2 separate regions of the Homo sapiens genome follow, and region 1 is linked to region 2. The links are chromatin loops, found by intact Hi-C in ENCODE. Cell type or tissue: IMR-90. All regions are shown on one strand. Links, peaks and the distances in the headings refer to the core of each region. The heading gives the core; the rest is flanking DNA.

Evidence for each region. A loop is a pair of places that touch in the nucleus more often than their neighbours do. Peaks named below come from ENCODE experiments on the same cell type or tissue, not always from the same donor. Only the 100,000 strongest peaks of a DNase experiment are listed, where the experiment ranks them.
Region 1: it touches region 2 in a loop (3-fold over the local background); 7 of 110 quality-filtered maps call a loop at or near these places.

What each region holds. Positions count from the first base shown.
Region 1 is chr2:174,827,557-174,843,214 of GRCh38, reverse strand. All of the region lies in intron 7 of CHN1 (chimerin 1), which reads left to right. Among named protein-coding and RNA genes, the nearest start is that of CHRNA1, 71 kb to the right of the region's middle. In IMR-90, for the core only: no CTCF peak of the experiment used is centred there; DNase peaks (open chromatin) are centred at 6,434 and 7,264; H3K4me3 peaks cover 149 bases; H3K27ac peaks cover 3,358 bases.
Region 2 is chr2:174,780,275-174,795,932 of GRCh38, reverse strand. LOC124907908 (a long non-coding RNA gene) reads left to right here and starts at 7,983. Exons shown (of 2, transcript XR_007087311.1): 1 at 7,983-8,059; 2 at 11,064-11,714. RefSeq lists enhancers at 1-339, 7,098-7,392, 7,805-8,620, 13,279-13,886. In IMR-90, for the core only: no CTCF peak of the experiment used is centred there; a DNase peak (open chromatin) is centred at 7,982; H3K27ac peaks cover 3,800 bases.

The DNA.
Region 1 (15,658 bases), core at 3,203-11,202, 49 kb before region 2:
TTCATGCACTACAGAATGCAGTGAAATCCTCTATATTTATTTTACTCTTTTCAAATTAAACTGTTAAATGTTTCATCTGGTTTGTTGCTTAATTCAGATAGCTCTATAAAATAAAATCAAGAGCAGATACAATATTATAATAACGACAGAAGCTAGGCTACTTAGGCAAATTAAGTAATTAAAAGAAAACAACATTAAGAATTATAGGGAGTAGATACTAAAAATATGAGTTTAATTTTTTAAGGTAGTCTTGAATTAGTTGTTGATTTTCATTTCAGGTACTTGCAGTCTGCATGTAAATGAAAGATATAAGATATTGTATTAATAGATTTAGTGTTGCCAAGATAACAGGCAAACAGTGAATCCTGAAATGTGAATTGATATTGCAATTAAAATAACACTGTAACATGAACCTTATAATAGTTAATAAAATTACTGATTCAAGACCTACTAGGAAAAAGAGATCATACTGAACCCAGCAATCCTAGCCAACAGACTGGACACTGTGCTGTCTGGTGAACTGAAGGGCGGCAGTGGCCGACACTCTTGCTGAGGGTAGTCTTTCCTTTCCTCCCGAGGACGTGGGCAAATCCAAGCCCCCTTTGGTCTTCATTTGGTTCACATTTATAATAAAATTAATACAAAATGAATGAACAAATAATAATTTTAATATAAACTGTGAAGTTTTAAACCACATGGTCTAAGGGTTCTCTTACAGCTCTAAAATTCTCGGACTTAATTATAGTGTATTGTGAACCATTAGATTTATTACAAGTATTCCATTTTTCATTAAAATTTTATTGAAGTTCCTATGGAGACAAATTTTCAATACGTTGATTTGAAAAGGAACTAAAATTAACTATATATGAAAGAATATTTAAAACTTTATATTAACAGCAGTGAAATGTCGTATTCAGAAACAGTGTCTATCACCTCTTTCATATTATCCCCACCAACCCTCACACCACCACCTTGCCTCCCTCCATTCTTCCTTGCCCTTTCCCGATGTCTAGTAAAATGCCTGTAACTAGCAGATGCTCAAGAAGCATTTGATAAATGACTAAATGAGTACACAGTGTGACATGCGGGGGACCTTTGGTTGTTGTTACTTGAAAACCTCTTCTCATGACAGCAGGAAATTAACACAAAAATAGAGTCTTCTATTGGTCTTAAGATCTGTATTGTTACAATGTTTTCTTTTAATTAGATTTATGTGAGTTTTCAAAATGAAATAAAACCCAAGATACCATCATGTTATCTGATATTGACTAGAGAATCTGTGTACATATTTTAAATGCTCAGGAATTTGAATAGTGTTTTGAATTAATGGTATTGTAAATGAAGGTAAATGCAATATTACAAAAGGGAAATGACAATCTAGAATGCTTCATTATGCTTCTGCAATAATGTCTCTCATCATTGCCTCTTCTGTGGATATGAACAAGGAGTGTCCAACATAAACATTTTAAAGGAATAATGTGAATTATTCCTTTAAATAATTTTACTTGGAAATTTAAATAATTTTAAATAATTTCTTACTTGGAATTTCTCCAAGAAAGAAATTAAGTGGAATTATATGTATTTCTGTTGTACACATGCACACACACACACTCTTTCCCCAGTTCTCAATGTGGGCCACTTGCAAGAGAAGACAAAAATAGCGCAGATCAGTATGTAGCATAGGTTCTGTCTGCCTAAGGCAATCGGACATGTAGAGGACTGATGAAGAGAAACTAGGAAATTGGTCAGAATCATCTTTAAAGTCCCTGTAAACATTGTATTTCTGTTGCTGCCTATTATAGTACATATCTGATGCTGCAGAAGCCAAAAATGACAGCCACTGCTCTGCTTTCCACTTCTGCCAATGCTGCTGGTGAGGAGGACCACAGAACCTGTGCACTGCCCCTCAGCACGGTGGCCCTCTCAACCTCACCCTGCCTGGCCTTATGGTTTGTCATGCTGGCTGGGGAACTGGTATGACACCCCGAGTACAAGTCATTCAGATCCTTAAGGTTATCAGAAAGGTTACTACCTGCCACTAATAATCCGAAAAGAAACATTTCACAAAGTTCTTGTTGGTTTGCACATAGTTGCATATACTTCTTTGTAGCTATCTTATGGGACTAGAGAATTTAAATTGCTATACTTCAGAGAAACCCATATTATTCTCACAGACCATGGCCCTTTATTCTGGAGATGTTTTATAATCTGTCTTTATTCCCCAAGTTCCAAATTTGGCATCTCTGTATTATACTGCCTCGCTGACACAAATTACTTATCAGTATGTTTTTTGTCTCTTCCATTCAAGCTTTCTACTATATCTTTTTTAAATGTTTTAAATGAGGAAGACATGTTTTGTCTTCCTCATTCCTTTCTAGCCTCTTGTTCCATGTCCATGTGGGCCCCTGAAAAGATTGGCTCTTTCAATATATGTATGAAAAATTGCTGTTGAACATACTAACTCAATCTTTTCAAAGAAAAATCCCTTAACAGTGTCGAAACATCTTGCCCACAGTATTCTCTAACCTAAAATAAAACTCTCCAGGCTTTCCTAGCTCCGTTTCCTCCTTGCTCATCCCTCAAGTATTTATCAAGCAGCTGTTGTGTGCAGACCACTCTGTTAGACATGGGAGGAGACACAGTAATATGTAATGTACGGTCCTTGACTGCTGGATATATGCAAACTGACTGAAAAGAAAGCAAATGTCAATATAATGAGAATGATGAGAAGGTCATAGGAAGGGTTTGGGGCCAGGCACAGTGGCTCATGCCTGTAATCCCTACACTTTGGGAGGCCAAGTCAGGAGGATTGCTTGAGCCCAGGAGTTTAAGACCAGCCTGGGCAACATAGAGAGACCTTGTCTTTACAAAAAATTTAAAACATTAGCTGGGTATGATATTGTGCACCTGTGGTTTCAGCTACTTAGGAGGCTGAGGTGAGATCACTTGAGCCAGGAGATAGAGGTTGCAGTGAGCTGTGAACACACCACTGCACTCCAGCCTGGGAGACAGAGCAGGACCCCATCTCAAAAAAAAAAAAAAAAAAAAAAAAAGAATGGTTTTATGCATAAACACTGGCAAAATACCTTTAATTTTATGTGCCACATATGTATAATAATGCCATATTCCTCATGGTTCAATATTTCATATACAAATACAAATGACATCTCTGCCTGAAACAGAATGACAGTCAGAAGTGAGTATGCAGAGTAAAATTCGACAGAGGGTAGTTTAAACTTTGGAGAGAGATTTTTTTTTGTGTGTGATAAGAACATGTCACATGAGATCTACCCTCTTAAATATTTAAGTAAGGCCAGGTGCAGTGGCTTATGCCTATAATCCCAGCACTTTGAGAGGCTGAGATAGGCAGATCACTTGAGCCTAGGAGTTTGAGACCAGCTTAGGCAACATGGCAAAACTCTGTTTCTATCAAAAATACAAAACTTAGCTGGGCGTGGTGGCACATGCCTGTAGTCCTAGCTACTCAAAAGGCTGAGGTGAGAGGATCACTGGGGCCCAGGAAATCGAGGCTGCTGTGAGCTGTGATTGTGCCACTGCAATATGGCCTGGACGATAGAGCAAGACCCTATGTCAAAAAAAAAAAAAAAAATCTTTAAGTGCACAACACAGTATTGTTAAGTAAAGGCATCGTGTTGCTCACAAGTTTCTAGAAGATACTCAATCTATTATAACTGAAACTTTATATGCATTGAACAGCAGCCACTCTTCTATTCTGAGTTTGATTATTATAGATACCTCATATAAGTGGAATCATGCAATATTTGTCCTTCTGTGACTGACTTATTTCACTTAACATCATGTCCTCCAGGTTCATCTCATGGTGTCATATACGGCAGGATTTCCTTTATTAAGGCTGAATAAATATTCTATTGTATATATATACCATACTTTCTTTAAGGATATAAACGCATAGGAAAAACACGCAATTTTTAAAAGTCACCTCTTACAGTTAATAACAATGTATAAGAATACATTGAGAATAAAATCTCTCTGAGAGTAGATTTTAAGTGTTCTCACTACAAAAAATATGTGAGGTAATGCTTACATTAATTAGCTCAATTTAGCCATTTCACAATGTATTTGCATTTCAAAACATGTTGTACACAGTAAATATAATTTTTATTTATCAATTAAAAATGAAATAATTGTCACTTCTTCTAAATTTTTTTTTTTTTTTAAGACAGAGTCTCACTCTGTCGCCGAGGCTGGAGTGCAGTGGCACAATCTCAGCTCACTGCAACTTCCGCCTCCTGGGTTCAAGCTATTCTCCTGTCTCAGCCTCCCTAGTAGCTGGGATTACAGGTGCCCACCACCAAACACACACCACATTTTTGTGTTTTTAATAGAGATGGGGTTTCGCCATGTTGGTCAGGCTGGTCTTGAACTCCTGACCTCAGGTGATCTGCCCACCTCAGCCTCCCAAAGTGCTGGGATTACAGGCATGAACCACTGCACCTGGCCTGTAAAATTCTTAATATTTCAGTTTACATGTTCATACAACAGTCCAACCTTCAGGAGTTGGTTTTTCCCCCGTTTGAGACATGTTGGTACTCTAAAGCCCCTTCTCGTAATCTCTTCTATCTTATATTCACTCACCCCTTCCAGATTTAACTGAGGATTGGGTCTTAATTCTCTTTTGCTTATTTTGTAAGTTAATAGGAGAAATACCATATGTAATATTTCATGTCTCTGTGTTTCAAGCCTTGTTTAACTGACAAAATGTGCTATCATACTTCATCTTTTTTGTGACCCACTGTGTCAACATTCCCTATAGGACAAAGTCTTATTAAGAGTGAGGTTTGGCTGGGCGCAGTGGCTCATTCCTGTAATCCCAGCACTTTGGGAGGCCGAGGTGGGTGGATCACCTGAGGTCAGGAGTTCAAGACCAGCCTGACCAACATGGAGAAACCTTGTCTCTACTAAAAATACAAAATTAGCCGGGCGTGATGGTGCATGCCTGTAATCCCAGCTACTTGGGAGGCTGAGGCAGAAGAATTGCTTAAACCTGGGAGGCGGAGGTTGCAATGAGCCAAGATCGTGCCATTGCACTCCAGCCTGGGCAACAAGAGCAAACTCCATCTCAAAAAAGAAAAAAAAAAGAGTGAGGTTTACCATGACTGTTAGTAGGACGGTTAAAGCATGTACCTAAAGAATACGTACATGTCTTATCATCTTGCTTCAATTATTGTCTATGTTGTCAAGTACTCCATATCTCAGTAAACTTAGTATCATTAGTTGGTGTTCATCATTTGTTATGTAATAGTGCATGACACAAAAATATTGTTGCCTCCATCAAATAGCCCAAAGGATAGAAAGTAGAAAAAGAGATGTGTATATACACCAAAGGAAGTGGAATATAGGTTAAAAAATAAATGAAAACGTGACAAGCAATGGTTTTTCTTTTTAAATATTTTTACTACACAAAAACTTCTGGTAGCTGAAAACCACTGTAAATTATTTTTTTGACAAGCAACATACTAATAGATTTTTTTTTCCAGTTTTCTAATCCCTCTTCTTAAATTATCTTGAGATTCTTCTGGTTACAAAATAGGAAAACTATAAAGGAAAAGGCCAGTAGCCCAACAGTTGAAGAACCACCATATCATCAGCTGCTTATTTTCTATATTTTTATGTTCTTTGGGGAGCAAAAATAGAACTGGCGTGTTTTGTAAGGTATTATCCAGACTTAAAAATTAAAAGAACACATCTATTTTTAGGTCATGGTAGTCAGAGGCTTGTTGTCACATTAGGTGATATCCTCCAGTCTTTTGTATTAGAGGTGACGTTTTGGCTATCCATGTGAATGGATTTGCCCAAATCAGGCCTAAAATATCATATTCTCTGTTTCTCTTTTTAGAACTACCTTTGTTTGGAGCTTCACCTCTTGCATGTGACACAACCCTGATCTCTGCTTGTGCTCTGCCTGGTACACATGCCCTTGTTCTTAAAGAGAAGTCCATCTCTAGGGGGTGTGCTAATTTGCTTTGATGGTTGCTGTTACAGCTCATTACTCCGCAATTGTATTACTTCAGTGTGTTTTTCTTAATCTGTTACCATGAATATATTTACTATTTGATGGAACAGTTGAGAGACTTTTACTGCAAGTGTCAGAAAACCCAGCCCACACTGGACTAAGAAAAAAGGGAATTTGTTGTGTCACATAGTAGAAAAAGTCCAGCATTAATTGAAGGTATCCTTTGACTTAGGGGCTTAAAATGCCACCAGAACCCTGTTTCCCAACTCTTTCTTCATTTTTAGGCTCCCTCTGGTGACAAGATGACTGTCAAAGTCTTCAGCTCTGTATCCTCCCAGATTCTAGTCAGCCTCAAAGACAGACTGTTTGAAAAAAGGTTCTGGGCATGGCAGTCATTGACCAATTATATCATATGCTCATCTCTGCACCAGTAGCTCCAGTCAGGAGAAGGGAATGTACTGGCTTAGATCCAGGTCTTCCCCTGGAGCTGGGGAAGAGGTCAGCTCTATACGATTCACATGGATTGGGAGCTTTTATGAAAAATAAGAACTTGTTCTGTGTACTGAAAAATAAGCAGTGCCCTCTACAAGATTAAATGTCAAATGAAATCACCTATTGCAAGATCTTAGTGAACAGCCTACTGAATATGACAGTGTTAATGTAACACTTTGCTGGGTGAGATGTGCTCATGAAACATGGATGACAAAAGAATCCTGAAGCAGTTCAGTCTGTATAAAGGGGGTTGAAAATTACTGATTAAGTTAATCTTATTTTACATGTGTAGAAACTGAAGCCTATTAAAGTCACTGGTTGGCGTTCACATGAACGAATCAGTAGAACCAATAATATAAACTAAATTTCTACTTTTGGTCATGATGGAAGAACTACATTTACCTTCCCATCTTAAACAACTAGCAAACCAGAAAAAGTATATAAAAACCACAGCCAGACATTGATCAATAGGTAGTATAGAACTGTGACAACTGAAAGAAGGAACACAAACAAAATGATTCTTAAGATCACTCTTACTGCTTGGAGGCAGTTTCCAGGCCACAGCACATGGAGGGGGAGTCCAAGCAGAGTCTTGTGGTCTACCCCAGTGAAGGACAAAGAGATTAGGGTGGGGTCGTGGGGGAGGTGCAAAGCAGCTCAAATGTATGGGGCAGAGACTGCCTGAGGAGACAGAGCTGCACACAAAAGGCATTCTGGAGATCTGCCGAGGAGCCTTCTTGAGTCTTTTACTGATGACTTATCTGCATATATGTGGGAAGAAACTATTGGGAAACCACCAGAAAGCAATAGGCTAAACAATGGCTGAAACTCACTGAAGACTCATTCTGCCCACTAGTAGAAACAGAAAGAAGTCACAACACATGGAGCATTGGTTAAGACTCTTCAAGAGGGTATCATCTTAGTACTGTGACCAAAATTAACAGTAGACTAAAGGTTGTAGTGAGGAAAGAAATGGAAGCTGTCTTTAAAAATCCAAATTGAATCTCTAGAGGTGAAAAGTATATCTGAAATGAAAAATACACTGGATTATATTAACAGCATATTAGATACCACAGAAGAAAAGATTGGTAAACCAGAAAATACAATACAAAATATCCAAGATGAAGAACAGAGAATTAAAAAAAAAAAAAAAATGAACACAACATCAGTGACCAGTGGGACAATAGCAAGCAGTCTTAACATAAGTGTAATTTGGGTCACAGAAGGAACAGTGATGGGAAACCAGGAGACAGAGCAATTATTTAAAGCTATAGTGACCAAAAATTGTATAAATTTGATGAAAAGTCACAGATCCAAAAATGCAGTGAACACTAAACACTAAACAGAAAAAAATATGGTGAAAGCAACATCAAGGCATATCATAAATTGCTGAAAACCAGTGTTAAGGAGAAAATTGTAAAAGCAGCCAGAGAGAGTGAGAAAATTTGGGGAAAGAACAGTTTTCACTGTAAAGTGATACCGAAGGCCCCTGGCTTACAATGGCTCAGCTTATGATTTTTGACCTTATGATGGTCTGAAAGCAATATTCATTCAGTACAGTCCTGGATTTAGGATTGGATTACATCTGGATAAATTCATCATAAATTGAAAATATCAAAAGTAGAAACCCCACTCTCAACTTATGATATTTTCAACTTATGGTGGGTTTATTGACATGTAACCCCATCATAAGTCAAGGAGAATCCATACTTTGCCTCAGCCTAAGAATTGAGGTTGTTCATCCCACACGTAATGTACAGAGGATGTCTCTCAGATCTAGAAATTATACATACGTTTGGTTTCTCTTAAGTTTTATTTTCACATTTCAGCTTCATAATGTGTTTATAGTTTTGTGGTTTTATAGAATCTTAAATGTGCATACTCACACTCAAGAATACAATGCACATTTGTTTAAAAGAATATAAATTATTTTTATACTACTATCTTCTCTGTTAATATCTTCGAGGATTATTTTAGTTAGGACAGATATGTCAACTTTGAGGAAACAAATTATTTTCCTTTTTCACTGGTACTCACACATCTTACAAAGTTTTTTTTAAAAGCAGTTGGGGGGATGCACATTACATAAAAATGAATAAAGAATGGCAGCAAAATTCTCATCAAAAACTATGCAAGACAATGGAGTGACATCTTCAAAGGACTGAAGGAAAAGAAATCTATTAACCTTGAATCCTATATTTAGCAAATATATCTTTCAGAGATGAAGAGAAAATATTTATTTTTTTAAACAAACAAAAGCTGAGTGAATTCATCCCTAGGAGACTGGTACTACAAGAATATTACAGTAACTTTTTAAGAAAGAAAATGATACCAGGTGGAAATTTAGAACTACACAAAGGAATAAAGAACACTAGAAGTAATAGTAAGCATGGGTAACTTTAAAAGATATTTTTCCTGACTTAGTATCTTTAAAAGATAGTTGACTCTTTAAGGCAAAAATGGTAATATATTATGTAGTTTATACAAGCAAAATGTATGACAACAGTAATGTAGAGTAGAGGATGGGGGAAGTGGAAGTATATTCATGTATAGGATTCTTGGGCATTACATAAAGTGGTATACTATTTGGAGGTAGACTGTAAGTTAAAGGTGTATATTGTAGACTGGGCATGGTGGCTCACGCCTGTAATTCCAGCACTCTGGAAGGCTGAGGCAGGAGGACAGTTTGAGCCCTGGGGTTTGAGACTAGCCTGAGGCACGTGGCAAGACTCCATCTCTATTTAGAAAAGAAAAGAGAAAGAGACAAAATTAGCTGGGTGTGGTGGCACATGCCTGTGGTTCCCACTGCGTAAGAGGCTGAGGTGAGAGGATCACTTGAGTCCAGGAGTGTGAGGCTGCAGTGAGCTATGATTGTGCCACTGCACTCCAACCTGGGTGACAGAGTGAGACCCTGTCAAAAAAAAAAAAAAAAGATGTGTATGTTCTAGACCTTAGAATAAAACTAAAATTGACATAGTTAAACTAACAGTGGAGATAAATGGAGTCATAAGAAATATGCAGTTAATTCAGAGTATAAAACATAAAAAAAGGAATAAAGGACAAATGGAATGCATAGAAAACAGGTTGATAGTTACATTAAATGAAAATGACTCAAACACACCATTAAAAGGCAGAGATTGTCAGGTTGGACAAAAAAGCAAGATCCAGTGATATGCTGTGTACAGGAAACCCACATTAAATATAAAGGGCACAGAGAGAAGTGAAAGAAAAAGCAAAATTCTCATCAGAAATTATGCAAGACAGTGGAGCGACATCTTCAAAGAACTGAAGGAAAAGAAACATTAACCTAGAATTCTATATCTAGCAAATAATATGTATATGTAGACAATAATTCAAAGAAAATTGGAGTGACTGTACTTTTTTAAACACAATTTTTGAACAAGGAATATTATTGGGAATGAAGAATGTAAAATTAATCAAGAAGATATAACAGTTTAAAATTTATATGTACCTAATAACAGGTGCAAAATACATAAAGCAGCAACTGAGGTGAGGGTGAAATAGACAGAATATACAGAAAATTAGTAAGAGTATAGAAGACTTGAAGAACAGTATCAACCAATTTGACCTAACTGATATTTATAGAGTACTCCACTCAACAACAGCAGGATACACATACTTTTCAAGTGAACTGGAAGATTCACCAAGATACATAATATTCTGGACCATAAGACAAATATAACCATGTGTCATATAACTGTTTCAGTCAACAACTGACCACAGTTATGACAGTGGTCCCATAAGAGTATAATACCTTATTTTTACCCTGTCTTTTCTATGTTTAGATACATTTAGATACACAAATACCATGGTGTTAATGTTACATATTCAGTACAGTAACATGCTGTACAGGTTTGTAGCCTAGGATCTATAGGCTAGACCATTAGGTCTAGTACATAATAGGTTTTACCATGTAGATTTTGTGTAAGTACACTCTATAATGTTCACCTAATGAAGCATTTCTCAGAGAGTGTCCCTATCATTAAGTGACACATGACTGTATCAATAAATGTAGAAGGGTTAAAGTCATACAAAGCATATCCTCCAACCACAACAGAATTAAATTTGAAATCACTAACAGATATCTGAAAAATTTCCCACATACTTATAAATTAAATAACATACTGCTAAATAACTCATGGGTTGAAGAAGAAATCACAAGATACATTAGAAAATATTTTGAACTGATTGAAAAGAAAAATAAAACATATCAAAATTCATAGAATGTGGCTAAAGTAGTACTTATCAGGAAATTTATATCATTAAATGCTTATATTTAGAAAGGGAGAAAAAAGGTCTTAAGTCAAAGAGCTAAGCTTCCATCTTAAGAAACTAGAAAAAGAAGAATCAATTAAACCAAGTACTTAAGGAAAGGCAGTATTAAAGGTAAGAGCAGCAATCAGTGAAAAAGAAGAAAAACAGAATTTTTTAAATCCCAGAATTTACTGGGATTTTAAAAAGGGTTTTAACTACATACTTTTAATAACTTCCTGTGCATTTTAGTCAGATCTTTTTCTTAGTATAGGAATACTTGCATTCATATTGTAATATATGTTAACAGTACTTCTTCAGATGACACTTTTATAACCAAGTCAAAAAGAAATTGAAACCTGGTTGTGTGGAAATAATATATTAATGCAGACTTAGCTTCAAAGAATTGTGGATCACAAGACATTGTAGACTGGTCTGAGGGTTTTCCGTATGTCAGTGTTCAGTTACCTATCTATAATGTAGGTATAGAGATTTTCTGTCACTCAGCTATGGAATGTAAGTGGTTTTTATTGCACAACCATTTACTTATTTATTTTCCTATTGTACCTACATAATATAACCTTAGGGGACTGGTATTTCAAAGTGTTGATTTTTACTAATATTTGAATACGAACTCATTCATCTCAGTAATGAAGCTTACTTTCTAAGTAGAAGTGTTTTAGGTGATGGCATTTAACATTTTTGAACCTTGAGCATGATTCAGTTTGGAGGCAAAACTATCAGGGGAAAAGAAATCAAAAAGAAATTGTCTTCTGAAACTTAAAAGAAGCCTAAACATTAAAATTATATATTTTATAATACTCTAAATACTCATATTTTGAAATGGAAAATGTCTTTGAATTAATGGTTATATTTATTGTTTCATCATTATTATACAATCTGTACCTTGTAGCATATAATAATCAAAGGATTGCTTTGAGAACTTTGATATTTCCACATCCAGATTCTTGGGTTTCAGATTGATGGTTCTGTGTAAGGGGCCACTATTTCAGCTCAGCACAGAACATCAACACCAGAAATTGTGTTTGTGTTCTAGCATTAATATGGTTGTTTATGATTCTAAGCAAGTTCTGTGCAACCTTTGCATTCATTTTGTAATTTTAGATATACTTCTCCCTCAAAAACATAGCGGTGATTGGGAATGTATGGATCATAAAGGAAACCATAAAAGAATTTAAGCTCTGTTAATAAGGCCAATATTGAATTGTGGTAAATGTATTTTTATGAGAATAATTTATTTTTTCTGCACATATTTAAAATATTGTTTTGTATACCAATTAACATAAACCATTTTTATAATATTCATATGGGAGCAGAACTAAATTACTGTATTGCCCTGGTGACTGTCCTAATAGTCATATTGTTATAGTATGATCATATTTTACCAGCTTTTCCCTGTAGTTATTGCTCACAGTTAAAGTTACATCATTTATTTGTGGTATGGTCAATGTATGTCTAGTAGGCTTTTATGGTATTTCTCTCAATTTTGAACAGTTTTCTTACTCTTAAAATTAGGTCACCAATTTTCTGTCATTTGTCATTCTCTTTGAAGCGGTGCTTCCGTGTTAACTACTTGTGTGGTTAAGTATGTGGCGCAGAAAGACCCTGCAAATTCTCCCGTGTGGCCACCTCTATAGCAGCTGGTTATACAGGCCATTAGCACCTGCGCCCCTTCCCCAGCCGCCTAGTGCCTCCCTCACTCCTGTCTGCTGCTGGCCAGTGGGCATGCCTTTCTATTCCAGGTACTTAGCCTTGGCCAGTGCTTAAAGCTATGTTTCAGCAAGTGCCTGGTGCATTTCTTCTGCCTTTCCTGCCATGGTCATCAATTACACATCCATTTGATCAGGACAAGAAGACTAGGAATGGCCAGCATAGTGTCAGTGCTTAACTGACATTATCGTGGTGCTTAACTGAACCAAAACCTCGCTCTTTGTTAATACATTATTACTCCAGAGTTATAGGGTGGTTAGTAGTTTTGACTAGACGTAACTTAACAACAAGGCAAGAAGGTATTGCCTTGATACTAAAGATACTCCTATAGTAAGTATTCCTCCTAATTTAAGTACTCTTGTATGTATTTCTTGCTAATGATCATAGCCAGTGTTATGTATTCTCTTTTCACGGCATAATAATATAAATCAAAGTACTTTAAACTGAAGTGGTAAAATTAGGGTATGATTTTTTTATTTTTTATTTTTTTTTGAGACAGAGTCTTGCTCTGTAGCCCAGGCTGGAGTGCAGTGGCACGATCTCGGCTCACTGCAAGCTCCGCCTCCTGGGTTCATGCCATTCTCCTGCCTCAGCCTCCCGAGTAGCTGGGACTACAGGTGCCCGCCACCACACCTGGCTATTCTTTTGTATTTTTAGTAGAGATGGGGTTTCACCGTTGTTAGCCAAGATAGTCTCGATCTCTTGACCTCGTGAGCCACCGCGCCCGGCCAAATTAGGGTTTGATTTCTAAATTCCATATCATATGGACCAAAAAGTTTAAGACCATCTTGGTGAGACAAACATTGGTCACCTAAAAGAGTGCATTCTAGTTACCCTAAACATAAAAATGAGGGAAGAAAAAACTTTCCTGACCAGCTGCCTGCCTACCTACATTCCTTTCGTTTTGATTTTGTTCATCTGTTCTCTCCCCTCATCACCCAACACTGTGCTGGAGAACTGACTCATCACAGTCCCAAATGAGAAGCTGCAGCTGAAATGTCATTGCCACCTTCCCAAGCAAAATTTTATTTCCCGTAATGTTCATATCATCTCCAACGTGGCTTACATTTGCAGCAAGCTTTGCAGGCATGCTCCTTGGCTATTTGCATTCATGCTTATTTCTAAAGGGAATGTTTTGACTTGAAAGGAACAATGAAGATTAATGGTGAATTTTTCTTTATCTTCCTATATCATGGATTTCTTTTTCAGTTTCTGTTACTGGCTTTCAAACTGGAGATATGAATGCTGTAAACATGATGAGAAGCAGGGTGTTTGTTTCCTTTTATAAGCCAGGATTTTAGTCTGAATAATGGCAGGCCCAACTGAGAATGACTTCAGTTTTTATCTAAGTCATTGCCCAGGAGACACATGACACTTGGCCTGTGCCATATGGGCCCCTCAATAGCCCACCCTTTCCCACCCTGTCCTTTGCAGCCTGCTTCTGACCAATGCCTTCACTGATAAGACTGTACTGGGGATCCGTTAATTAATCCAGTCTTTCATCTCTGTTTTAACAGAGAAGTTAATGTGAAAGGAGTTGTTCACAGGTTAAAAGCAATCACAAATGTCATGGTAATAAAATGGTCTTTTTTTTCCAGTTGCACAAGAGGGCTTTGAAACTAGTTCGTTTTGCCCTTTATTCATTAAAGTGTAATTCATGCCTTATACTCTGTCACTTTCATTTGTCGAGATGGACCAAAAGCTTTGGAGGTGGCCTAGAAAAAATATCTGTGGCCCACTTACAAGGTTGCTTTTCTTGGGACCATTTTTGACTTCGCTAATAATGTAATAGGGTGAAGCTGATTGTTCTTTTGAATTATGTCTTATCAGGAACCATACCCAGAGGAATGGGTTGCAGATTTCTAGGGGGTGTGGCAATTCTAGGCAAAAGTCACTCTCTGTTGTGATCTAGAGCTTCAGGCCCAAGCCCTTGCACCCCTTGTGAACCCTTCCAGGCCTCCTTTCCCGCATATCCCACCTAGTTCTTCCTTAGCATCCTGCAACACACAAATAGTCTTCAAGATGCAACTTATGGCTTTTTAATTATATTTTGAATGTTCATTGTATTCAGATTTCATCATTTTTAAAACAGGTAATTAAAATACAACAACGTCTAGTAAACAAAATTGTCTGCAGATGTCAGTGCCTGTAGAATTATCTATAGGAAACAGCACCTATTAGTATTGTGCTAGATGGAGCAGCACAACTGAAAAGCTATTCTAAGTTGTACAATTTGTGCAATTGATTTTTTAAAGATACCTTTTTCTGAGTTGGCAAAGTATGTGACGTAAACATCACCGATAATGTAAAACTGCATATAAAGTGAAACATTTAGATAAAGCATAACGACGCACGTAAAAAGAAAATATTCATCACTTTTTGTTTAATGTGCTTGACACTGGCTGGTATAGTACGATTTTATAATGTGTCACCCAAAAAGGAAACTTGCTTTCAAGTCCAGTGGCCCTTCTCTGAATTCCTGGCCAGTTTTAGCTCCAGTTCCTATTCCCCACTTTGCCAAAACTCCTCATTTGCTCCATAACTGAACTTCCTTCCTGATGCTCAGAGACTATAGACTGCCAGGCATGAATTCCTGTAACTTTCTGACCCTAGGTCCCACCACCAGTCCTGCACAGCCAGCCTCTCTCCTCTTACCCTCTTCCCTCCCAACTCAGGGAAGGGGAAAGTGATTTTCCTTGTATTCAGAGCTAATTGCTCTGCCCTGGATTCTGTCTCCAACATTTGACTTCTCCAGAGCCTTGCTCCATCAGTGACCCTCTCTTTCTTATGAGTCAGCCTTCCCCTTCCCTTCCACAGTCCTCCCCACCTCACTTCTAAACCAGTTTCTCTACTTTTGTACCTCTGTTAATGTCATTCTTCCCCAGTCACCAGACCTTAAACCCTTAACAGACCAGTTTCTTTCCCTCTCCGTTGCCTCTGTTTCAATTAGTTACCAAGCGCTGTTGATTCTGCCTCCTAAATAACTCCAGTTTGTCCCTTTTTCTCAGTCACCACTGCCCGAGTTCAGCTCCATATCGTCTGTTGTCTGGGTGACTGCCATAGCACCACCCTACCTAGTCTGTCTTCCTTCAGCCTTGCCCCCTTGACCGTGTCACTCCCCTTAACAATCCTCAGTGGCTCTGCATTGTTCACTGGACAGAATACAAA
Region 2 (15,658 bases), core at 4,938-12,937:
GTAGGATCTGACACTAACTTGAGGTAGAGAGTGTCAGAACTGAATTGAATTGTAGGACACCTAGCTGGCGTCTGGAGAGTTAGAGAATTTGGTGTGGAAAAAACCCACACATCTGGTTTCAGAAGTTCTGAGTAAAAATATCCCACTCACCATTTATCTAAAACAGGCTGTGATCATCTTCACATTTCCCAAATAGTAATGAAGGAAAAAAACTTAAGTTGCTGTTTTCTCTTGGTTTTATATAATCAGGGAATTAATCCTTTAGCAATTTTAATGAAGGTTGTATTAATACTTTCATTACAAATTCAAACATTTGTTGGTTTCATCACTGTTCTGCCTTATTAAAGTCATTAGGTCTCTCAGCAAATGCTTAAATAATTTTTAAAGTATATTTCACTAGTTTTGTATCTCATACAAGGATACGACTCAATTGATATTTATACATATTGAAACCAAATCAAGAGAGAGCTAAGCTAAAAAATTATAATTCATCACTACATATTGCAAGGAAAATCCTGGTTTATGAGTTTCATTGTTCTCTACTGAAGAGATTATATTTTCATACAGTCATAGCATATTTCACAATGTAAATGTTTTCCTCTATTGCTTATTCAACTCAATAGCACAAAACACCACCAAGAGTTAAGTATAAGCGCCACGTGGCTGACCTAGTTTTTGGAGCTCTAGTGAACCCTTGGAAGTTTTGGGGGTTTTACAGTTTTTCAGATCCACTCAATTACATTGTAGCAGGAAACATGAGCATGTGAAGCTAGAAATCTTAGGATTGTTTTTTCTAATTCTGAAGCATAACCACCTAGCTGCCCATGCCACTGTGGTAAGACACAAAAAGCAGAGGAGGTCATGTTTTAGTGATTAAAATGACTCAGGAAAGGAAATGAGCAAAAAGGGCCTTCTAGAGGTAAAATACCATAAATTTGGAATGTTCTTAAAACACACCAGTCTTTGCTTGCCATTACCTCAAGCTTCGACCAGTTGGTTTCCTCTGATGTGTGTATAGGTGTAACTGGAGCACAGTCCTAGGCTTGTCCATGCAAAAAATATCCAGCCTGATGTTGGAAGCCTCTCTATATGAGTGAACATTTTCCTAAGACAGTTTTTTTTTCTTACCAATGAATATACATAGTAGGCAGGAATATTTTGTTCAAGTTCTTTAAAAACGGTATCCAAACTGTGAGAAGGTGATGACGTGGGCATATAAAAAAGATTAAGTTCAGGTCAGGTGTGGTGGCTCATGCCTCCCAACACTCTGGGAGGCCAAGGCAGGCAAATCTCTTGAGCTCAGGAGCTCAAGACCAGCCTGGGCAATATGGCGAGACCCCATCTCTACAAAAAATACAAAAATTAGCCAAGTATGGTGATGCACACCTGTAATCCCAGCTACTCAGGAGACTGAGGTGGGAGGATCGCTTGAGCCTGGGGGGCAGAGCTGCAGTAAGCCAAGATCACACTACTACACTCCAGCCTGGGCCACAGAGATCCTGTCTCAAAAATAACAATAATAATGTTAAGTTTAGCTACATCAGCAGCATTTCTGTCCTAAGACTCTAGAACCGGAAGAAGCCATTGATCAGCACTAGGAGAGAGCAGAAACTGTAGCCATGAAGCTCCAGGCCCTCAATCCATTAGTGGCCTGCTTCTGCTTCTCTGACTCTACTCTGCTTTAGGTCAGTGCCATGGTTTTCAAACTTTAGATCTTTCAGAATCACCTGAAGAACTTGATAAAGCGGCTTGCCAGGCCCTGCCTCCAGAATTTCTGAATTGGGAGGTCTGGGCTGGGGCCAAACATTTGCATTTCTAACGAGCTCCCAGGTGATGCTGACACTGCTAGTCCCAGGATCACACTTTGGGGACCACTGGCTACGTGTTTCTTGCCCCTGGCTGTCCATTAGGACCACCTGAGTCCCTACTGCAGGCCAATTAAATCAAATGCTCTTTGGGCAAGGCCCGGGCAGACGGCACTCCAGGTGATTCTGATGGGTCGCCATTGTACCGACTAAATTATGCTTCATTTCCTGTTAGTGTGTTAAAATGTTCCTGGGATTTGTTTTATTCAGGGATAGTAAGAGAGCAGACACAGAAATGACTGTCATGAAGGAAGAAGTTCATAGAGACCCCAGAAACAGGAGGCACGGTAGACTATGCAGGATTACATGGCAAGAACCACAGTCACTCAGGAGGCAGAAGAAGGAGGCAGAACATGGCCCAGAACCTTTATTGGGATCTCCAGGGAAGGATGCATGAGGCAGGGTAGGTAGCTGAGTGAGCTAGGATTGGCTAGTTTGAATAATTTCAGCAGGCTCTGGGCTATAGGAGTGGTCTCCATTTGTTGGGTACCTGGTCCTGGGGTGATTTAGAGCAGGGAGAATGTTGTCTGGTATGTGAGTTTGACAAAGGAGATGATTGGGGATGTGAGCTCTGGATGGGTTGGTTTATATGTCAAAGGTGTCCTCAAAGGGGAATTCTTTGCTCTGTAGGACTTAGCTAGCCCTGGGAGGAGCAGGCTCTCTACCATCAATGCATCAAATGCCAGAGCATCAAGAAAACAAAAATCGGAAACTATATTCCATACAGTTGATTGCTCCTACTTCCCTTCAAAGTCACCTCCCAGTTTCTGACTCAAATCTGACTGTCCTCAATACTTTCTTTTCTTATTCAAATTTTATTCTAAATTGCATAACTTAACCTAAATTAGATGTTCTTAGAGAAAGGAAATGGGACTTTATCAAATTTTATAAAAATCACAAATCACAAGGAGAATGAATCAGATGAACACTTATTAACTAAAATCCTTAATTAGGAAGACCAGGGAGGTTCCCGAGAAACACAGGAAGTCATTTTTATGCAATAGGCACTAAACTCAAGGACTTTCTGTTGGAAATGTTAACTTCAAAGATTCTGTATTTCTCAGAGTGCATTTGAAAAGACTAGCATCCCATGTACTAGTCTCTTGTACATGTGAGAAATATGAATTGTTATGAGAACTATGACAACCTCCATCAACCGAACACAGCTATAGGTCCTAAGAACTGAGACCACCTGTGTCAACATGACTTAGTTGTTTTGTCCAGGAAATCTTTGCCCAAGGCAGATAAGACTATGAAGCAATAATTTCACTTTTGCTTCAGAAACTCCCTATAGAGCAATCTACTTGAGACAGCACACTGCTCACCTGAGCAAACAGCTTGCTTACCAAACAATAGCTTATCTATCAAAAGTCCCTGCCAGACCCTGCTGGGTTGGCTAGTCTTAACTACTATATGCCCTGCCTTAAAAAACCACCTTAACCAACTTGAGCCGAGTCCCCCCAGAACCCTACAAAATCCTCCTGTCTTCCTCATCCCGAGACACGACTTATATGCTGTGGCTCTCTCCCTTTCCGCCTTGAGTTCTGCTAGCTTAGTTTTGCTTTATCAGCAGGTTTGGTGATGCATTAGATAGTTCAACAGGTATCCCAAGAGCAAAGAGAACGACAGTTAAACGAGCTTGGGAAATACTGTATACCAATTCCACCTGTGTGGAAATTAGAATCATGTTAGCATAATAAAGCTTCTGAGAAGTTCTGCATTTTAAAAAGTTGAGGAGATTATACAAACTGGCAACTTGTGTATGGGAAGCCTTGTTGTTCCTGCAAACTTACTAACTTATCTAAAAACATTTTTTTTTCTTAACATCAGTTTTAAAAACATTACTTTAGGTCGATGGATGAATGATTTATCAGAAATGAAGGATCCTGGCATCCTGCAGCTAATGGGAAGTGACAAGACGCCCAGGCTCCCCACGCTGAGAATGTCCCCAGTCCACCAGCATAGCCTCTGCTGGGCCTGCCCTATGCCGGGAGTTCCCATGTGCTTAATGAGTTTGAGTAGACTGGAATCCCCGGATCTGTCAACATACAGCCTTTCGCTGAGGCACCCCCAGCAAGGCACCCATCCACTTTTTCAGAGTAGGAGGAGCCAGGATGCCTTCTTGCCCCAGAGTCCCAAAGCCACTTGAGCAGCCTGCCCACTAACACAGGCCCAGCCCAGAACCAGCATTCAGTGAACACCCACCCGATACCCATTCCCACTCCAGATGGTGATGCCAGGAGATCAGAGGAAATCCACACTGAGAACCTTCACAGTCTCTCAGTCAGGACAGCTAACTTCCCTGTTGTTTCCACTCTGGAAACCCCCTGGTTTTGTCCCAGGTCTGGGAGAAGAAATTAATAAATGATCAGATAATTCTAGGATCTGATGCATTGTCTGTGGAACCGGTGGCCAAGCAAAGAGGATGCGTGGCTCACAAAATCAAGGTTATTCCAATTGCCAGTGAGCATTTTGCAAGTGTGTTTCTTAGTATGTCCCCATTAACAATCACTAATATTAATTATAGTGATTAAAAGGAAACATCTGTGAAGACAGGCTTGAATTCTTATAGCTCTGGCTGGGTATAGCCAAATAAGACAGAGCTGCCAGAGGGAAGCATCATCATCATGTCTCTAGGAAGGGAGGCAGCAAGAAGGAGGGAGGGAGAAAGGCGAAAAAAAGGAAGGAGAAAGAAAAGATATTAATAGATAGGCATTAACTTAAACCGTTCAGGCTAGGCCCTAGGACACTGATTTTGTCTGCCCTCTCCCTTTTTCCTCCCTCTCCCCCTTCCTTGCTCTTATTACTCTGGCTTGCTGCTAGTTTTCAGATTGCAGAGCAATGCGTCTACAGAGGAAGCCAGAGTTTTTCACTTTGCGAAATTCATGCTGTTCCAAGTCTACTGAACTGAACATGGATTATAGCAAAGTTGTTAACATTTTACCTGCCCACATACCACGAACCGCTTTTCTTTTTTCTTCTTCCAACTTTATGACGGGAAGAAGCAAAGGGTTTGGTGGAAGGTCATTCTGACGGGAGCTGAAAATTTCTCACAAGGAAGAAATGCCCAGTGCCCCTGTACTCCTCTGTAGTGGGGAGTCAAGTCTCAGAGATGGCCAGGAGAGGACTGGCCCCACTCAGCCTTAGCCTAAGGTGCAGAAAAGCTCAGTCTGCTAGGAGAGGCCTCCCCACCCCCCACCCTCACTCTATACCTGGCCAAACACAAAGAAAAGTGGTAAAGAAAAAAAAAAATCTCTGCGATCAGTCAGCAACCCTGGGAGCAACTTTCTTCCTGATGTGTTTTCCTTCATTGAAAGCCTGGCCCAATCAAAGACAATGCCAAGAGCAAGCTACTTAGTTCTCAGAATGCCCAAGGTCTTCTATAATGTTGTGGAAAAAGACTCCAGGCTTGGAACGTAAAAACAAGGCTTGCCAATTATAAAAACTGCATTGTGGGAGAAATGAGAAAGCTGGCCAGTCTGGGGCTGGGGCCCCCGAAATATCAAAATCGAGGGCTTGCTTTGATATCTACAAGCCCTGCAAAGCTTTCCTTGGGGTCAGCAGGGGAGGGTGACTACAAGGATGATGGCCTTCCGGCCACTCCCACAGGAAAGACCTCAGATGGGATCCCCGTGTTCAGCATGGTATGGTGGTAGACAAAAGGACAAAAAATAACAAATGCTGGCAAGGATAGAGAGGGGAACACTCGCACACTGTTGGTGAAAATGTAAAGTAGTATTACCATTATGGAAACCAGTACGGAGATTCCTCAAGAACCTAAACTAGAACTACAGTATGATCCAGCAATCCCACCGCTGGATATACATCCAAAGGAAATGAAATTAGTATGCCAAAGACACTTGCATGTTTATCACAGCACTACTCACAATAGCTAAGACAGCGAATCAACCTAAGTGTCCATCAACAGATGAATGGATAAATAAAATGTGGTGTATCCAAAATAGAATATTATTCAGCCATAAGAATGAAATCCGGGCCAGGCGTGGTGGCTCACGCCTGTAATCCCAGCACTTTGGGAGGCGGAGGCGGGCGGATCAAGATGTCAGGAGATCGAGGGCATCCTGGCTAACACAGTGAAACCCGGTCTCTACTAAAAATACAAAAAATTAGCCGGGCGTGGTGGTGGGCGCCTGTAGTCCCAGCCACTCGGGAGGCTGAGGCAGGAGAATGGCGTGAACCCGGGAGGCGGAGCTTGCAGTGAGCCGAGATCGCGTCACTGCACTCCAGCCTGGGCGACAGAGCGAGACTCTGTCTCAAAAAAAAAAAAATAAAAATAAAAATAAAAAACTCCTGTCATTTGCAGCAACATGGATGAAACTGGAGGACATTATGTTAAGTAAAATAACATGTTACTCATGTGTGGGAGCTAAAAAAAACCGTGAATCTCATAGAAATAGAGAGAGAATGGTGGTTACCAGAGGCTGGGAAGGGATGGAGGATGACGAGACGTTGGTTAATGGGGACAAAAATACTGTTAGATAGAAGGAGTAAGTTGTAGTATTCGATAGTATAGCAGGGAAGTTATAGTTAATCATTTATTGTCTATGTCAAAATAGCTAGAAGAATTGTGACTCTCCCAACTCAAAAATGTTTGAAGTGATAGATTTCCCAATCAGCTGACTTGATAATTACAAATTGTATACAGGTATCAAGATATTATACGTACCCCCATATACATGTACAACTATTATACATCAATTTCGTAAAAGAAAGACCTTAGTGAAATGGGAAAAGTTCACTTGTCGCCCTTGCAGGGCGTGCGACACGGGGACCGGCTTGCTTCTTCAGTGCCCCATTACTCAGGCCTCTAGGGAGCATACAGACGCGAAGGCTACCGGGCTCCAACCCCACGGCAGTGTCGAGGGGTGGATGTTTACAGCTCCTGAAGCCCCAGTGGGCGTGTGCTACCCTGCGCTCTTTTAGTTTTGTCGTCTATAGGCAGCTTGTATTAACCAGCTCAATTAGACCCTCTGCCTTGTTGCAACAACAGGGGGCTTTCTGTATCCTGGGTGCTTGCTTTGCTGTAACTGAAGAATCGGATCACACCTGGGCTTGGAGAATGAGTGCAAGATTTTGAGTAAAGGCAGCTCTCAGCAGATGGGGGAAGTCAGAAGGTGATGGAGTGGGAAGGCTTCCCCCCTGGAGTCGACAGCTCAGCGGCCTGGGCTCTCATCCGACTGCCACAGCATCATTCTGCTTCTGCCGGTCAGTGGCCTAGTTCCTCCGCCATTGTGCTCCTCTCCACGTCCTGCCATCTGTGTGTCTGCCTGCTAGGGCCTCAGGATTTTTATAGGCACAGGATGGGGGCGTGGCAGGCCAGGGTGGTCTTGGGAAATGCAGCATTTGAGCAGGAAAACAAAAATGCCTGTCCTCATCTAGGCTCGTAGGGGTGGAGCCCTAGCCAGGGGCCACGCCCTTCCCTCCCCCCCCCCCCCCGCCCCCGCTTCCGTATCACTTAAAGGGACCACGCTCTTCCCTTCGGTATCATTAGGAAGCTCAACAGGAAGGGAGGTGGGGTTATCATAGGCTAGCCATTCCAAAATACTATTTGAAAATGGGACTGAGACCGTAGTTTGGAAAGAAGTACTTGTTCTGAATGATCAAAGGGGAAGATGATCAAAGGGGAAGATGACACAAACTCTATAAAAGGGTCAGATGTCTGTTCAAGGAAATGAAGCATTAAGGATCTGATTATTCTTTAGGTTTTTAACTGATCAGGACTTGCAGTTCTTGTGTTACCAAGGGCCTGGTTTTCTGGTCAGCAGCACACAATTGTTTTAAATCCCAACCACTCATCCTAGTAATCCAAGCCCCTGAGTAGCCACAGGGGTCTTGCATTTCCCCGGGGCAATGGCTTGAGGGAGAGTCTCCTGCCCCTCTATGATTTTCAGGAAGAACTGATTCCCTGTCCCAGGTTAGATGGGTCTCCAGGAATATCCCTTAGTGACTAGAACAGAGCCCTCAGCCAGCCATCCTGGAGCTTCAAGCACCCTACTGCAGTGGGTGGTACATCTGGGCCCCATATGTTCGCAGGGAGGGGCTGAAGAGCCCAGGCCTACATTGCCAGGTCACCCACCCATTTGATGTGTGGTCACAGTGGAATCTGGTTGCCATGGGGATGCGAGGTTTTCTACTCAGGCTGTTTGAGAAGCAAATTTTTCCATTGTGTATATGTAAGCATACTTCAACATCTTTAAATTCCTTTTCTTTTTCAAATAGCATTCAGGGTGGATTCATACATTTAAAGAAAAATTCTAAAAGGCAATTTCCCAGAAAACAGGCTTTTGGAGGGTAACCAGGGTTCAGCCTTTGTTGAGGGATGAGGATAGGAAGAAGGGGCAGGGGCCACTTTTCTGAAAGCACCCAGGTCTACCCGCGCTGTTTAACATCTATCTCTGTGCTGCTGCCAGAGGCTGGCCCAACAGTAGCAGAAGCTCCAGGGATAGGCCAAAGAAAGCATTTTTTTCTTCTTCAACCTTCAACAAGGAAAGTTTACCTTGTTTTCTTTCTTGGTATTCAGTAAATGATTCCACAGCCCAGGCCTCTCTCCTCTATCTCAACACACAGGAACAATTTTTTGAGCTTCTGTGGACTTCTTTTTGGAATATGGTAAAATATACATAAAATTACCATTGTAGCCATTTTTAAATGTACAATTCAGTGGTATTAATTATATTTACAGTGTTGTGCCATCCATCTACAGAACTTTATCATCATGACAAATAGAAACTGTACCTGTGAAACAATAACTCTCAGCTGGGCGTGGTGGCTCATGCCCCTAATCCCAGCAGTTTGGGAGGATGAGGCGGGTGGATTACTTGAAGTCAGGAGTTCAAGACCAGCCATGGCCAACATGGTAAAACCCGTCTCTACTAAAAATACAAAAATTAGCTGGGGGTGGCCACACACGCCTGTAATCCCAGCTACTCAGGCTGAGGCAGGAGAATTGCTTGAACCCGGGGGGCGGAGGTCGCAGTGAGCTGAGATCGTGCCACTGCCCTCCAGGATAAGTGACAGAGCAAGACTCTGTCTCAAAAAAAAAAAAAAAAACTCTCAAGGGGCATGATAGCTACCTGCAGACCCAGCACTTTGGGAGGCTGAGCCAGGCAGATCACCGCTTGAGCTCAGGAGTTCAAGACCAGCCTGGGAAGCTTGGCAAAACCCAGTCTTTACAAAAATTACAAAGATTAGCCAGGTATGGTGGTGCATGCCTGTAGTCCCAGCTATTCGGGAGGCTGAAGTGGGAGAATCACCCTAGCCCAGGAGGTCAAGACCGCAGTGAGCAGAGATTGTGCCACTGCACTGCAGTCTGGGTAATAGAGTGAGATTCTGTCTCAAAGAAGCAAACCAACGACACACACACAATAACTATGCCCTTCTTTTCCTAGCCCCCGCTAACTACTGTTCTATTTTCAGTCTCTGTGAATTTGCTTATTCTAGGTACCTGATAGAAATGGAATAATTCTATAATATTGTCCCTTGGCGACTGGCTTATTTCCCTTGGCACGGGTTCAAGGTGCATCCATGTTGTAGCAGTCTCAATGCTTCATTCTTTTTAAGGCTGAATCATATTCCATTATATAGATGTGCTGCATTTTGTTTATCCATTCATCTGTGGATGGGCACTTGGGTTTTTCCACCTCTGGCTATGGTGAATAAGGCTATGGTGCACAAGGGTCTGTTTGAGTCCCTGCTTTCAATTCTCTTGGATATATAACCGAAGTAGAATCGCTGGATTGTAAGGTAATTCTATGATTCACTTTGTAAGGAACTACCAAACTATTTTCCACAGCAAGCCCGGGAGACTTCTGATTAATGCGTTTCCTGGAGCAGCTGAGGATTGTTTTCCAATAGAGTTTGGCAATGAGAACAATGGCATCTATTTTTTAATTCTCTTATTCACTTTCTATTTTTCTCTGAAGGTTTCTGTATGTCTTCTTTGTTCAAGATTCTCCTATTGACTGTTAGATATAACATATCTGGGGGCATCACTGAATTGATAATTGATTGATTGGTGGACAAAAACTGGCAACAAGGTGGGGTGAAGCAAACATTCTCCTGCTTTTCCAAACCCTCCTGTGGATCCAGCAATACTTGGCTTCCACCGGTCATTCACAGGGACCTTCATCACAACATCCTCTCTCACCCTCCCCACTCCCAGCTTCTGTCTCCCCCAGTCCATCCTCAGGACCAATGGAGTGTTCCTTCCCTGGACTCATTCTCCAAACTTCCACCACACTGGAAGTCTCTACAGCGTTGTCTCGTGTTTTCACTGTTATTCCTAATGTTTTGTCTTCTTGGGGCAGCATATTCCCACCCCTCCCACTTCCACACATACAACAGTCCCAGATATAAGGCTAAGCTCATCATAGAACTTGGAAAGTAAGAGCACACTGACTCACGACCCTGGTCATAGACTTGGACAAATGCTGCTTGGAGGTCCCAGAAGTAAGGAAGCCTGGGGTAAAGGAAGCAGCCATTTCTAGACATGGAGACTGGATTTTGCTTTTCTCTTTTGCATATTCTCATAGTGAATATAAAATATTCAAAGAAAGACATGTAACTGAAGAGTTTAATGAATAATTTATAAAGCAAACATCTTTGTCACCACCACCCAGGTTAAGAAGAAAAACATTGCCAGGCACCCCAGAAGTCCCTGTCCACCCTGGGAAAGAAAGTCTGGCTGATTCTGATTCCTTTCCTTCCCCTGGGTATCCGTATCTTGTGTTTTATAAATTTTTTTCCATATTTTTGCTACTTTTGTATGCATCCCTAAAAAAAATATGGCTTTGTTTCTGAACTTCACATGAACAATATAATGCTGTATATATTCTTTTTCGATTTTCTTTGTTCACTCGACTTTATGTTTGTGGGTTATGACCATGTTGTTGCCCTAGCTGTAATCAGTTCATCTTTACAGATGGATAGCATTCCACTGTACAAATATAGCTCAATTTATGCAGGCCATCTATAACTGTTGATGGGCATTGGGTTGCTTCCAGCATGGGGCTATTAGAAAAAACACTCTCATGATCATCCGTATACATCTCCAGATGCAAAGCATGTGCCTAGGAGCAGGGTTGCTAGGTCATGGTGCCAATGTATCTTCGCCTCTCCTAAATAACGAATGCTAGCCTGTTTTCCTAAACTGTTGTGTCATTCTCACTCCCACCCTAGGTGAGAAAGTGCCTACTACTCCTTTGCTCTCCAACACTCAGAAAATGCTCTGCAAATCCATGAACACAGAAGGCTGCTTATCTATTTCACTGGAGCTAAAAATGTTCAACAGCCACATCCTTGACCTTGGAGATCTCTAAGCTCAGAGGCCCTTGGAGATCTTTCCACAGGATCTCCTGCCCCAGTTTCAGAATAGTGGGAGTCAGGGGAGACTGGAACAGAGATGACAATTGCAGCTGGGCAGGAAGGCCCTGAGGGCACTTAGCAGTCACCCTGGAGTTGTAAATGGCAGAGCCTCGCCAGCTACAGACCCGCCAGCCAGTTGCACAGCATACATCAAAGGCTCGAGATGCCCGGCTGTGGGTTTAAATGGAGCCCAGGTGTAGCCTGCAAACTCCCTCTCTTCTCCCCCACTGAGCTACACCTCCACTTTACACGCTGAGCTTGGCAACCTCAGCACGACCAAGGCTGTGGGGTCAGAGTTGCTCTCAGTCTTGCCAGCTAGGAACGCTCAGTTAGGCTTGGTGATTAGAACCCACCCTATGAATAGAGCAGAGATGCTGTGTTAGACCAACTACTGTTCCAGAATCAAGTGATTCGGATCATGTGTGTAAGCAAATAAAAAGTTCAATGTTGTGAATTGAGAAAAAATTTACGTACCTCCTTATTACAAATTTCAAGCAGAAGAGATAAGTACGAAGAATACAAAATCACTTAAAACTCCACCATACGGAAACAACCATCACAAACATTTTGTTCATTTTCATTCCATATATCTCTCAATGCAAATACACAGATGGAAAAAAGAATGGAAGGAAGAACTGAAGAATGGATGGATGGGTGGAAGGATGGACAGATGGACAGATAGATGGGTAGGCAGGTGAGTCCGTAGATGGGCACACAAGTTATAGATGTAATTCTAGAAATAATCCTACAGTACATGTTATTTTGAACTGAAAATGTGTTCCTTCTCTTTAGAAACTATTACCTGTTGCTTTCTTCCTGTAAGTACAGGAGTAAGATATTCTTAATGCAGAAACCTGGAGATCATAGAACACAAACTAAAAAATGCACTCATATTCCACCACCAGAAGATTACTGTTAACATATATGCATACGTATGTATATAGGTATGTTATGGACTGAATGATATCACCCCATAATTCACGTGTCAAAGCCCTAATCTTCAATGTGACTGTATTTGGAGACAAGGCCTTTAAAGAAGTAATTAAGGTTAAATGAGGTCATAAGGCCCCTAATCCAGTAGGGCTGATATCCTTATAAGAGGAGGAAGAGACACCAGAGATCTCTCTCTCTCTCTCTCCATGTGTGTACAGAGAAAAGGTCATGTGAGGACACAGTGAGAAGGTGGCCGTCTGCAAGTAAGGAAGAGAGCCCTCACCAGAAACCAACCCTGTTGGCACTCTGATCTTAGACTTCCAGCCTCCAAAACTGTGAGAAAATAAGTATCTGTTGTGTGATCCATCCAGCCTGTATTACTTTATGGCAGCCCAAACAGACTCAAACAAAATACAATGTAATATTTAGCAATGCACCTCTGTCACCTACCTCCATGGTCCCTTTTTCAGTCTTTATTCTGTTCAGTGGCCAAGGGCCAAGGACTCCCTGTGATGCCAGCCTCTGGGCACCAGAATGGAACTACTCAAAAGGGCAACAGCAGCCCCGCAGGCCTCCCCATCCTCCCACCCAGTGTAGGCTCAGTAATAACTGAGTCTTCATAGCTACAATGCCTTGAACCAGATTTTAAAACAAACAAACCATGCATGAAATTGATACAAAAAATAAAATGCTGCTTAAGTCTGTCCCTAGATCCAGCTCCTAGGGGAGTCCCTTCTCCCCTACAGAATGCATTGGCCTCTGTCATCACACCACCTTCTCCGCCATCAACACAGGGATCGGGAGGAGACCAGACATGTTGTCCAGACCCAGGCTCTTGTGAAAGGTCTTTGGGTTTTGGACAGCAGTATCCAAAGCTTTCCAACTTCTTCCCTATGCTAGGGAGAGGCGAGGCTCTGTAAGTGTAAGCCTAAGGGGGTGAAGAGGCCTCGTGCTCACAATCCCTGTCTCCAACCTCATTCCTTATTCCTACTAATCTTCCTGGTGCCCCTTCTTATCCAAGCCCCTCATGTGATCCCTACACCCAGGGCACCCACCACTGCATGTCCTCACTTGCATCAAAATATCTCCAGCTCCCATCCTTAGAACTGTCGCGTGAGCCATCCCTTAGTAATATGATGGTCAACTCCGTGAGGGGATTGAGCTTGTCATATATTGCTGTTCCCAAGCTACCGGTTTGCATTTTAAATGGGTCTTTCTGAAAGCAACGGTGTACTCTTAAAAACATGGCTCCCCCCAGAAGCTGCGTGCCATGAGCCTGATTGTTGGGGCTCTGCAGGGGCCTGCAGGTGTGTGGACGCTTGGATCATACTGAGCAAGGGGCTACCTACCCCCTCTATGCCTGAGACCAACCTGACTTCTAAGGAGATGGTGGAAGGGGAGCAAAGAGAGAGGATACCTCCGCATTTCTGCTCTGGGCCCCGCTCTGTGGGGGCGCAGAGCAAGCTCGCTGTGTTCAGCCCAGCCGCAGTGCCAGCTGGCGAGCTTGCCAGATCTTTCTCTATCCCCCATGCCACCTCCTCCTCTCACCTAAAATGGGAGGAGAGGGGGAGGAAATGCTGCATTTTCCTCCTGTGCTGAATTTATCCCGACTCAGACCGGCTGCGGAAGCCAGGGAGAAGATAAACAAAGAAGTCTTGTTATAATTTTTCAAAAAACTCCCAGTGCTCTGCAGCCCACTCCGTTTTCTTCCTACCTTGCTTAGGGTGGAACTCCGCCTGGCTTCTGCTGCTCTGTCCTGCATCTGAAGGGTGACCTCCTTGCTGGAGACCCTCCTCCTCCGTGTGAGCCCCAGACCCTGGCTGCAGCTTTATTTCACAGGTGGGGACTGAGCTCCGAGGCAGGTGCTTGGCATTTTCTAACCAGTTAACACCCTTGCTGTGGCCATCAGTTGGCCACTAGCTGCACCTGCCTCGCTGTAAACTGGAGAGCAATGGCACAGGACTTTACCTCATGCCCCCTTCCCTCCCTATGGAGGCCCTAAGGAGAGATACAGAAGGAACAACAGCCTGAGGAAGAAAGAGAAGTGAAGTGAAGGGCCTGGATATCCACCAAGCGGAATTTGGTGCTTGGACCAAAGGAGCTGGGCGGTAGGGGCAGGAAAGGACAGCCTCATGAGGGCCAGGCTGTTGTCTCGTTTAGTCTTCATTGTAGTCCGCTGGTGATAAAGAGAGCAATCAGTAGCTTTCCTCCTGGAGAGTGTGGGCTCTGCATCGGAATTCAGGCATCGTGGATATTTACACCTTGCCGTGGGGCACAGGCACATGGTTGAGCTGGGCCAATTAGAGACACACAGACTTAAGTGAGATGCCAGAGCTGAGAGTGGCAGGAACAACGAGGGACCACCATGGCAGGGGGCTGCAGGGGGTGGAACCCTGTGTCCTCAGTGGCCTTGGAGGTAGCTGTTCCCCTACGGTGGCCAGGCCCAGCACCAGCGGTACCCATAGGGGACTGTGATGTCCAGGAACCCACAGCAGGCGTCCCAGAGCCCTCCCGGCCCTAGGCTTCTGGTGTGGTTCTGCCCATGAGCCTGGCTGCGCCAGAGCCCTCCTGCTGTTTTCCAAGCTCACGCTGCAGCCCTCGCTGACTCTGAGCCACCCCATAGCCATTCAATACACTCCTTTTCCACTGAAAAGGCAGATAGTGAGAAACGTTGATCCAATAATAACATGAAGTCCATGAAAGCCTGTGGCTATGAAGAATGCTGAGCCATTGAATCCACCAGAGATAGTAAAGGGGGCCTTGAAATATTCTGAGGCTTGTAGAAGGGTAAAGTAAATACCTAAGGTAATTGTGATGGATACTGCCTGCTGAAAACAGCCCTTGTTCGTTTCTGCTGCTTACATCTGAGAGCTCCAGCTGATTTCCCAGACCCCTGGGCTTTGATTCCAGAGACTTCCACCCTGCTTATCTCCATATGCTTTCCGCCTGTCTGAGGCCAGAGTAGACCCACTACACTTAGATGAACCAAGCATATCACACATCACATAAGAAGGATAAAAGCCTCCAAATCTTGCACCAGCCTCTGCCCTCCTACCCTGACAGCCGCCACTTCTACCAGTGGGGGTTTTCCCACCAATCAGGCGAGTAGGTTGAGGAGAAACCTGTTCTGTGGGCAAGTGAGGACTTCTGAAACAACAAGGCCACCAATCAGGATGAAACTTGATGTCCTGAGAAGCCCCCACACAAGCCTCCTGCGTGGCTTCTGATCGGTTTGATTCTAGCCCTGCTGTTCTAGCTACCTGGTTACTTCTAAATGGGGCTTTTATTACTAAAAGCAAGGTTCCCAGAGCCTGGAGTGTCTTCCAACATTACAATCCACATTGCAATGGTGAATAGTCACCATCATGATCACTCAAAGGCCAGGCAGGTATTTCCTTTTGCACTTGCCCTTTTGCATTGGCATTTTTCTCTCTGCCTAGTCTTTTAGCACCTGCCTGGCAACATTAATTATTTAA